Linked DNA regions of Homo sapiens: region 2 is linked to region 1. Evidence: chromatin contacts called from ENCODE Hi-C or POLR2A ChIA-PET data. All regions are on one chromosome and are shown on one strand. The core of a region is the stretch at or near the end of the contact, and the rest is flanking DNA. Distances in the headings are between cores, read along the strand shown.

Region 1 (5,403 bases), core at 859-3,358:
TGTTTCGCCATCAGGTCCTAGCACCTGGCACAAAGTAGGTCTCAACTGATGCTTACTTCATGAATGGATGAATGGAATTAGGAAGAAATGGGGGAGATGGCACTCTAGGTATAGGAAAAAAAGATGCTTGAAAGGTCTGCCGAGACCACCACTCCTGTATTTGGCAAAGCCTCAACAGTGCGGTCTGCGAATACAAAAGTTTGCGGGAGGACCCCAAAACCAACACCCCCATCACACACACATGCACATCAAGTACATACCCAAATTCTGGAAGATCTCTGTCAAAATGCACACTTTCCTCATAGAAGACATTCAACTCTGCATCAACAGCAACAACCTTTACCTGAAAGGCATTTTAAAAAAGGAAGTGTAGAATTTTCCTCAGCTTCTACACTGGTCCAGGGGGTACTAACGTCACCAGATGAGGCCCCACACCCTAGGAGCAGTTCAACCTAGAGACCTCCTTGAAGGCAGGGCTGCCTCACCGTAATCGTGGTAACAGAGGACTCATCTGGGGTAACACTCAAAGATTTAGTAAAATGAAGAAACTGAGGCTAAGTAGGAACACCCACATGTCTCAAGGAATCTTTGTTCCCCAAATAGCCAAAGCCAAGACCCTCTAGAGGAAGATGTTCACAGATGAGTTGGTTCGTGCACCTGACAAGGAGGCGGGAGAAAGTGCCAGAGAGGAAGGAATGGGAAGCAAGGTTTGGAGGCATCTCTGGGGATCCATGTCTGCAGAGGCCTGAGACCAGGCAAGGCCATGGGCTATTCTCACAGGCCATGATTGTGGTCCAGAGACATTAATGTCCCACTGAAGCAATCTCCAAGCTTGGGAGTATAACTCCTTTCCTGGACAGATGGGAAAACTGAGGTCCAGCAAGGCAACTCGAGTCATCCAGAGTCCCACAGGACGTTCCCCCAAGGACTGGCCAGAGGCCTGCCTCCCTTGACCCATTCGAGAAGAGGGGTTTGACTGCAACTGTGTATATTTCCCAAGTACTTTAAAGGAAAAGGTGCCCCCGGTCACCCCATGCCCTCTTTGAAGGCAAATTTTGATTTGCTTGCCTGTCTGCAGGGCGTTGGCAGCAGCACACTGCTCCTCTGGCCAGCAGTCCTGGGTGCACAGACCAGGCAAGCTGGTGTCAACGAAGGGCGGTCACAGGGTAAAGTCCACTTGTACACTATGCATTTCACTTTTTTCTTTTTTTTTTTTTGAGACAGGGTCCCGTTCTGTCGCCCAGGCTGGAGACCGGTGACGCCATCTTAGCTCACTGCAATCTCCACCTCCTGGGCTCAAGCGATCCGCTTCAGCCTCCAGAAAAACTGGGACTACAGGTGTGCTCCACCATGCCCGGCTAATTTTTGTATTTTCTGGTAGAGACCGGGGTTTCTCCATATTGCCCAGGCTGGTCTCGAACTCCTGGGCTCAAGCGATCCACTCGCCTCGGCCTCCCAAAGTGCTGGGATTACCGGCAAGAGCCACCAGGCCTGGGCCATTTCAATTTTTAAAAAAAGGTTTTGGGCTATAATCTGCTTCCAGGTCACTGGTTGTGCATGTGCGCAGGGCTACCCGCCTGTCTGTTCCCCTGCCTTACAGTAGCTGACTTCCTTCGGATCCCCGTCACTGGGTGCCCAGAACAGCGCAGGAACCCGCCGAGTCCTCCGGCCCCTCTGGGCACCGGGGGTCCTGCCGAGGAGCGCCTGCAGTTTCCTGGGGTAGCTGGGTCCAGGCGGGGTCGAGGCCGCATCTTGCGAGCGGGTGGCATTGGCAGGGCATCTCCGGGCGAGGGCACCGGCGCCCCACGGCCGCGCGCAGGGCAGGGGCGCGGGGGCCCCGGGAAGCCCGAGAGGTAGGCGCGCCCGCGGCCGGGCCCATGTTTTCCCGCGTCCGGGTGACAGCCCGCCCCCTACCCCCACCGAAGCGGAGGAGGCGGCCCCGTGGCCCTGCGGCCAGGCGACTGTACCTGCTGCGTGCTGAAGTCCCAGCCCAGGCAGCAGCGGCGAGGGGCGTGCTCCGCCATGGCCTTTCGGGTAAGGCTGCGCGTCCGTCAGTCCGTCCGTCCGCCACGCGGCGTGATAGTCGCCGCGCTCCAGCGCCCAGAGACGCAGGGGCCCGCCCCTAGCTCCGCCCGGCCGGACTGTGGACCGGAGTCACGAGGCGGGCTTGCGCTCTGGCGCCGCCTGCGGGGCTACGCGAGCCGGGACCGCGTCCTGTGCAATCGACGGTGCCCCCACGCAGCCCGCTTTCCTTCGAAGCGCACCCCCTCTGGTTCTCCCCATCTTCATCTTATGTCTTCATGGGCCGTGCCCTGACACCGCCTGGCTTCCCTTAGAGGACGCCTGGGCCAGAGGTTTCAGCTATAAGCCGGCTTGTCTTTCAGAGGGAGCCTGCCTGTCCTTCTGGAGGCCCTGGGCCTGCCGTCCTCTGTGGCTGTATCTTGGCACTGGAGCAGCTGTCCACCCATGGTGGTGACTCAGGGGCCACAGGGAAATGGGCCCTGGGGTTGGAAGCACTGAGTCCTGACAAGCCCTATCCAGATCCAGCAAATCTGAATGGTTCCCAGTGTGTCACATCCCACCTGTGTATTTAAACTCAGCGGCTCCTGATGCCCCCACGGGGAGACACTCCTTCCTGGAGTCAATTGGTATTGATGGTCTAATGTGTGCCAGGCATGGTAAAGGGGAATGAGAACCAGAGTCAGACCCACTCCTTTTATTCATGGAGCTGAGGGCGCCTGTCCCACCAGCTACATCCTTCCCGTCCCTAAGACTAACTGCTTTCCAGAATTCCTCCCCAAACCCAGCATGTGAGAGGCTCCTCCTACGAACTTCCCAGCCCACCAGTGCCCTTTTCATGCACTTGCAATGGTCTGTCTCCCTTGCTGAACTTGAGCTGCTTGGAGTCTACATGGGATCCTCTTCACTGCTAGAACAAGAAGGGGCCAACATACTTGTCCTCCAAGACATTCACAGCTTATTGGGGACTCAGCCCCTCCAGCAGTCACCACCTGTGACAATAGACAAATACTGGATACTAGCTAGATCAGAAACAATTATGCAACCTGCTGAGCACATTTAATCGTCACAATGATGCTGGGAAGTAGGTACTATTATCTCCACTTTTAAAAAATTTTAAATAAAGGTATCTAAGTATCTAATCTAATTAAGATTAGATTACTGCATTTTAATCTAATCTTAACTGCTTGATGACTTTTTTTTTTTTTTTTGACAGAGTTTCACTCCTGTCACCCAGGCTGGAGTGCAGTGGCGTGATCTCCGGTCACTGCAACCTCCACCTCCCTGGTTCAACTGATTCTTCTGCCTCAGCCTCCCATGTAGCTGGGATTACAGGCGCACACCACCGCACCCAGCTAATTTTTTTTTTTTTTTGAAACGGAGTTTCACTCTTGTTGCCCAGGCTGGAGTGCAATGGCGTGATTTCAGCTCATTGAAACCTCTGCCTTCTGGGTTCAAGTGATTCTCCTGCCTCAGCCTCCCGAGTAGCTGAGATTACAGGCATCCGCCACCACGCCCAGCTAATTTTGTATTTTTAGTAGAGACGAGGTTTCTCCATGTTTGTTAGGCTGGTCTTGAACTCCCGACCTCAGGTGTTCCGCCTGCCTCATCCTCTCAAAGTGCTGGGATTACAAGCGTGAGCCACTGCGTATGGCTCTAATTTTGTATTTTTAGTAGAGATGGGGTTTCACCATGTTGGTCAGGCTGGTCTCAAACTCCGACCTCATGTGATCCACCTGCCTCAGCCTCCCAAAGTGCTGGGATTACAGGCGTGAGTCACCGTGCCTGGCCAATGACTTTTTAAAAATGTATGTATATACCCATATAAACACTGAGATCAAAACAGAACATTTCCACCACTCCAGAAGTTTCCTTCATGACCCTTCCTAAACTCCCAAGGCAATCACTATTCTGATGTCTACCAGTATAAACTCACTTTGAACTTCGTATAACTTACCATCTTCATTTTACAGAGTGAGAAACTGAGGTGTAGAGAAGTTAGTTAACGTGGCCTAATGAAACTGCCATTGCAAAATTATAACTGAGACAGTGAAAGAGATCTGACTTAACCAATTCCATCTTGCTTCTAGCCTCCAAGCTGTCATTGCTTATTCATGGGCATAGGCAGAACTAACTTTGGGAGGAACTTACTTTATAGTTTAAAACAAAGATGATAACAGCTCTTTCCCAAAACAAATCTCCTTCTTGCCTGTGACTAGACTGCCTTTGTAGGACTAACAAATTAGCCACAAGATTAGAAATTAAGGTTTAGGAGTCATGCAGCTGGAGACTACAAGATTCTGACCATCACCAAATTGCTCCTGGGGATAACATCACTATTGTAAAACCTAAGATCAGTGCTTGAGATATTTTAGAGACCCTGCACTTGATGGATCAGCTGGTACCACCCAGCTCCATAAACTGGCTCATCTGATCTTGTGGCCCCCACCCAGGAACTGACTCAGCACAAGAAGATAGCTTCAAATTCCTATGAGTTCATTTCCGACCCAACCAATCAGCACTCCCAACTCACTGGCCTCCACCCACCCACCAAATTATTCTTAAAAACTCTGATTCCCAAATGCTCTGGGAGACTGATTTGAGTAATAATAAAACTCTGGTCTCCTACACAGCTGGCTCTGTGTGAATTACTCATTCTCTATTGCAGTCCCCCTGTCTTGATAAATTGGCTCTGTCTAGGCAGTGGGCAAGGTGAACCTGTCGGGTGGTTATACATCCTTTGCTCAGATCATTGGAACACTCCTTCTTTTGTACAGAATGAGGTGTTGTCCAATTCTAGAATCACAGATAAAATCCATTTAGGATCTTTAAATTTGTTGTAATTTTGTCTTTTGACAGCAGATGTCAGCTCCCAATAAGAGTGGGTTAGTTTGCACAGAAAGGGCTCAGAGTGGACAGATGAACCCACATAGGGAGCTGTGAAGGCTATCAAAGACACAGAAAGAGATCATGAGAGAGGTGTAATGGTGGAATTCACTAGACCGAGCTTGTCCAACCTGCAGCCCATGGGCTGCATGTGGCCCAGGATGGCTTTGAATGCAGCTCAACACAAATCAGTAAACTTTCTTAAAATATTATAAGATTTTGGGGTTTTCTAGATATACAATCATGTCGTCTGCAAACAGGGACAATTTGACTTCCTCTTTTCCTAATTGAATACCCTTCTCCTGCCTAATTGCCCTGGCCAGAACTTCCAACACTATGTTGAATAGGAGTGGTGAGAGAGGGCATCCCTGTCTTGTGCCAGTGTTCAAAGGGAATGCTTCCAGTTTTTGCCCATTCAGTATGATATTGGCTGTGGGTTTGTCATAGATAGCTCTTATTATTTTGAAATACGTCCCATCAATACCTAATTTATTGAGA
Region 2 (5,560 bases), core at 2,155-4,654, 310 kb after region 1:
TGCACTCTAGCCCAGGCAACAGTGCAAGACTCTGTCTCAAAAAAAAAAAAAAAAAAAAAGCCAGCAACATTACAGAAGTGGAATAACAGATGCCTGCTCTTTTCAAAGTTTCTTTTTTTGTAATTACAAAATTAATTCGTGTACATTGCAAAATTCAGACAATATAGAAATGTGCAAAGAAAAAGTTAAATGTCCCATAAGAATATTGTTAACATTTTGTTGTGAAAGTTTTCAGCTTTTTTCCCATGCATATATATTATAAAAAATTAAATTATCCTAACATTGTTCTATGGCTTTTTTGCTAAATTAATAAATGGCGGGCCAGGCGCAGTGGCACACTCTTGTAATCCTAGCACTTTGGGATGCTGAGGCGGGCAGATCACTTGAGGTCAGGAGTTGGAGACCAGCCTGGCCAACATGGTGAAACCCCATCTCTACTAAAAATACAAAAATTAGCCAGGCATGGTGGTGCATGTCTGTAATCCCAGCTACTCAGGAGGCTGAGGCAGGAGAATCGCTTGAACCCAGGAGACGGAAGTTGTAGTGAGCCAAGATCGTGGCACTGCACTCCAGACTGGGCAACAGAGCGAGACTCTGCCTCAAAAAAATAAATAAATAAATAAATGGCAGCTGTGTTTGTCTACAATGCAGGTATAATTCATTCTTTTTAACAACTTTGTAGTATTCCATAGTGTGAATATACCATAATTTATAAAGTCAACTTATCTTTGCATAGTTGTATTTCTTTTTTTTTTTTTTTTTTTGAAACGGAGTCTCGTTCTGTCGCCCAGGCTGGAGTGCAGTGGTGCAGTCTTGGCTCATTGCAACCTCCGCCTCCTGGGTTCATGCAATTCTCCTGTCTCAGCCTCCCGAGTACCTGGGATTACAGTCACACACCACCACGCCCGGCTAATTTTTGGTATTTTTAGTACAGACAGGGTTTCACTATGTTGGTCAGACTGGACTCAAACTTCTGACCTCGTGATCTGCCCGCCTCGGCCTCCCAAAGTGCTGGGATTATAGGCGTGAGCCACCACGCCCGGCCGCATAGTTGTATTTCTATAGGGGATCACTCTTTAAACTTTTCTGCATTCTGAAATTTCTGCAATTTTAAAACTTCAAATGTTTAAATTAAATTTCAGCTTCTAAATTAAGATTTTTATAATGTGGGCCAGGCACAGTGGCTCACACCTGTAATACCGGCATCTGGAGAGGCTGAGGTGGAAGGATCAATTGAGGCCAGAAATTTGAGACCAGCCTGGGCAACATAGTGGGACCCCATCTCACAATTTTTAAAAAATAAAAATTTAGGCCAGATGTGGTGGCTCATGCCTGTAATCCCAACACTTTGGGAGGCCAAGGTGGGCAGATCACGAGGTCAGGAGATCGAGACCATCCTGGCTAACACAGTGAAACCCTGTCTCTACTAAAAATACAAAAAAATTAGCCAGGTGTGGTGGCAGGCGCCAGCTACTCAGAAGGCTGAGGCAGGAGAATGGCATGAATGTGGGAGGTGGAGCTTGCAGTGAGCTGAGATTGCGCCATGCACTCCAGCCTGGGTGACAGAGTGAGACTCCATCTCAAATAAATAAATAAATAAATAAATAAGCTGGGCATACTGGTGCACACCTGTGGTCCTAGCTACTCCAGATGCTGAGGAGGGAGGATCAGTTGAGCCCCTGATGTTAAGGCTGCAGTGAGCTGTGATCACATCACTGCACTCCAGCCTGGGCAACAGAGCCAGACTCTGTCAAAAAAAAAAATTTGTAATATGTATTACTTTTTTTCTTCAAAAAAAGGGATCACTATTTGCCAATTCAGACTCTGGTATAGTGGCTACTTATGGGACAGATACTGAGAAGATAGAATCCAGTGAACTGGGTGACTGGTCATGGGGTTTATAGGTTTATAATGCTCCATATATTCTGGCTCATGTGAATGACAGGGATGTGAGTCTGAAGTTCAAGGGCAAGGTCTGGCTGGGTAGGCTGAAGTCTTAGCAGAGTGAATGTGGTGACCCACGAATCACAGAGTACAGGATCCCAGCCAGGGGCTCTGGCTGCACTTTAAGAAGCCTATAACCCGTGGAGGCGGCGAGACTGGTCCTGTAAGTATCTCACATACTGTATAGGTATTCATTTTGTTAATGTCTATCTACCTCAGTTAGGTTGAAAGCTACAGAGGACAGGTTGCGTGTGTGAGTGTGGGTGTGCCCGAACACTGGCGTTTTTATTCACTGCTGAATCCCCACTGCCTAGAACAGAGTATGACACCCAGCAGACATTCAACAAATGTGTTAAGTGAAGGAATGACTGAAGCTAACGACGTGGGATGCATGTCACTTAAGGGGCAGGTAGAGGACAGAACAGAAAGGAGAAGAAGAAGATCTGAGAGGCAGGAAGCACACCGGGGTAAAGGATCGGGTATGGGAGGAGTGCCCACAAGTTTAAGGGAGTCTTCAGTAGTGTGGCCAGCAGAGGCCGACTCAGCACAGAGGCCGCGAGTCAGCTGGTTTTCTCCTTGTACAGATGAGGAAGCAGAGTTGCTGTTCTAGAGGCTAGACACGCTTCCTAAAATCTGCGCATGAATGGCCCAGTCAAGATTGTGGTTTGTGATACAAAGGCACCCCAAAGCCGGGTGACTTTTGGCTTTATCCTCTCCATGGAACAACTATTCAGCGGTCTGCCGCAGTCGTTCATTGATATATGCAATATATAACGTATGTGTCTAGAGAAATATAGACAGGTGCTACAGATATATGCCGCACGTTGTGTGGTATGTGTGGTATTTGCGCATGTGTGTGTATGGATAGAGCGTCCTTCCACTAGAATGTCGGGCCCACTTCGGCATGATGGGCTGTTTCTCAACTGCAGCCCCAGATCCTGGAACAGCGCCTGGCACCTGGCAGGTGCTGACGCGTGCCGAGCGCTGAGACCCCGGCACCGTCCGCAGACGCGACGCCACCGCCACGTTACCTGCTGCAGCTGGTCCACGAACTCCTCGTGGCGCTCATTCTCGCTGCCGCGGGCCTTGATCAAGCTTGCGCTCACTTCGTCGCCGATGACCTCGGCTGAGTACAAGTTGCGGAAGACGCCGGTGAGCAAGTGCGAGATATCTTGGGTGCGCAGCGAGGAGGGGCGCAGACGAAGCAGCTGAGGCTCGGGACGCTGCGCCAGCGCAAGCTGCGTGAGGCGGCGGGGCCGGGCTGCGAAGCTGTAGTGGAAGGCCTCAGAGTAGGCGAGGGAGGAATACAAGGAGGACTTCCAGGTGGGCTGGCTGGGGCTGCTGGACCCGGCTGGTGGCGAAGTTGGCGCCCACATTGTCCCCTGGCACTCGTTGGTCCGGGACGCTAAAGACCTCCGCGTTTTGGAGCTCCTGGTCTCCATGGCAACCGAGACGCCGCTAACTCCCTGCGGCACTTCGGCTTCCGGCCTCACCCCTTCCGCCTTGCCTTTCTCTCGGATCCCGTCATCGCTGTGGTCATTGTAAACATTTGTGTCTTCAGCATTGTCCTTTTAAAAGTGAGCTTACTAAGTGTGAGGACCCATGAAGAAAGGTTTAATTGACACAGCCAGGCCTATCTGCAAAACCTTGTACCTAACTACCTACCTTCATCCATTCTTTAATTTGTTAAGCAACTGTTCATTCACTCATCATATTTATTGTGTAAAGATTGTGTTTCAGGTCTGTGCTGATTGCTGAAGATACCAAAGAAGTATGATGCTGCTTCTGCCTTCAGGAAGTGCACAGTCGTGTATGTGTGTGTTTGTGATGATGGCGGTGGGTGTGGAGGTAAAAGTAAAACAACTGTACTTTAGTGGGTTAAGGCCAAGGTGGAGATAAATATTGGTTGTCATGGAACTACAAAGGAGGACAGGAACTTAGTCTGTAGAAGGAGCGATTACTTCTTGGAACAAATGAAAACCAAGCAGAGATTTCAAAGAAGGAGTAGACTGAACATCATTAGTCATCAAAGAAGTGGAAATTAAAACCACAATGCAGTACTACAGTTAGTAGAATGACAAAAAACAAAAAAGTACCTAAATAAGAGCGTGTGTGTGGTGGCTCACACCTGTAATCCCAACACTTTGGGAGGCTGAGGCACGAGGATCACTTGAAGCCAGGAGTTTGAGACCAGCCTGGGCAACATAGGGAGACCCCATCTTTACAAAATATTTAAAAATGTGGGAAGGACGGAATGAAATTCAGGAGGAGTGGAACTTAAAGAGTGTGAGGGTGGAGGAATGACACTGATAGGTTAGGGCCAGATCATAAGTGGGTTGGTAGGCCACAATAGGGAATTTGGACTTTATTTTGAGGGCAGTAGGAGGTTCATCAAGGGTCTTAAGCTGGGGCATGTCATGGTCAGCTCTGTTTTACTAAGATCATTCTGATTGCTATGAGAATAGACAGGAGAGGCAAGAGGCATCAGGAAGTTCAGTTAGGAAACTAGCACAGAAGTTAGGAAAGAGATGAAGGGAGATTGGATGAGAGAGAGGGAACTGGATTGGAGATAGATCCAAAAAGTAGAATTGATAAGACTTGCTGGTGGATAATGGGAGGTAAGAAACAGGCACCAAGAATGACTCCCAGGTATCCTGTGTGTGCAATCAGGGGGGTGATGACAGCATCACTGAGATGGAAAAGAGGACTGCATTTGTCCAGGGCAGCAGCATAACATCACATTGACTGTTGTCATTTGCACACCATGGCTTTTGCTCACAGGTGATACAACCAACCACTTTCTACTCCACACTGAGTTTGCTTGCCTTACATCCTGAAACCCACTTCCAGAGATGAGTGCTAGCATGCTTGCCCACACACCTGGGCTACTTCCACTTCTACTTCTCTTGGTTGGGCCTGGCTCTCTCTTTTGTCCTTTCCAGGACCTTTTCTGTCCTGAGAGCTGAGAAGCCAGGGCCGCCTGCCCTGGACTGTGTGCTTGAGAGGCCCATCTCTGGCTGTCCCCCGCACTCTTTCCCACAGAGTAAGAGATCACAGGGCCAAGATGATGTGCCCCGTGCCTCGCCTCCAGGCACATGGGACCCCAAAAGTATGTGCCCACATGTCCTGAGTTCATTCCAGGGCCTATGCAGGCCTCTTCTTTAAGTTTATCCTCCCAGGGCTGACTTAAAAGGGTAGCTATGGTGGGGGGAGGAGGAGGGAAGTGGAGGGAGCTTTGGCAAACAGGCATTTCTCCAATTTTCCACAAGCATGCAAGGCCCCCAGTGGTGCAGGAAGGAGCTGTGGGTAGGAAGAGGGGTGCAACAGTCTGGGGGCCTCCATTGCTCTAATGTGGCAAATGGAGCCCCAGTTGGGTGGTCTTGTCATTTAGGAGCAGTTCCGCTTGTGGAGGCTCTCTGGCCCCCTTCCCTGTTATAGGGAAGGACAGGACAATGGACTCTTGCCATTACTTTTGGCTTCTCCACCCTGCCTCTAGACAGCCTCAGAGACAGTCACAGAGTCTGACTAGCCTGGGAGAGGTCTCCCTTTGCATGACCCCTCCCCCCTCTGGCTCCAGGCTAAGGTTACCAGCAACCCTCCTGTCTCTCCAGTGGCA

Evidence for each region. A loop is a pair of places that touch in the nucleus more often than their neighbours do. ChIA-PET counts read pairs that join two places held with the same protein, here RNA polymerase II (POLR2A). Pooled maps may share reads with other maps.
Region 2: a pooled map shows a loop between it and region 1 (4-fold over the local background). The contact joins the promoter of DLEC1 here to the promoter of XYLB in region 1. A Hi-C loop is called at or near these places in 7 of 168 maps with a recorded cell type or tissue (B cell, OCI-LY7, PC-3 and 4 more), 7 of 37 single-sample maps with no recorded cell type and 18 of 50 pooled maps. POLR2A ChIA-PET finds 5 or more read pairs at or near these places in 4 of 52 experiments (HepG2, WTC11, activated CD4-positive, alpha-beta T cell and 1 more).

The regions. Positions count from the first base shown.
Region 1 is chr3:38,343,490-38,348,892 of GRCh38, reverse strand. It overlaps XYLB (xylulokinase), which reads right to left and starts at 2,108. Exons shown (of 19, transcript NM_005108.4): 1 at 1,968-2,108; 2 at 261-343. The coding sequence starts at 2,024. RefSeq lists enhancers at 668-1,499, 1,500-2,331 and silencers at 1,632-1,691, 1,702-1,941.
Region 2 is chr3:38,037,052-38,042,611 of GRCh38, reverse strand. DLEC1 (DLEC1 cilia and flagella associated protein) reads right to left here and starts at 3,404. Exons shown (of 37, transcript NM_007335.4): 1 at 2,976-3,404. The coding sequence starts at 3,386. RefSeq lists enhancers at 2,610-2,839, 3,130-3,339.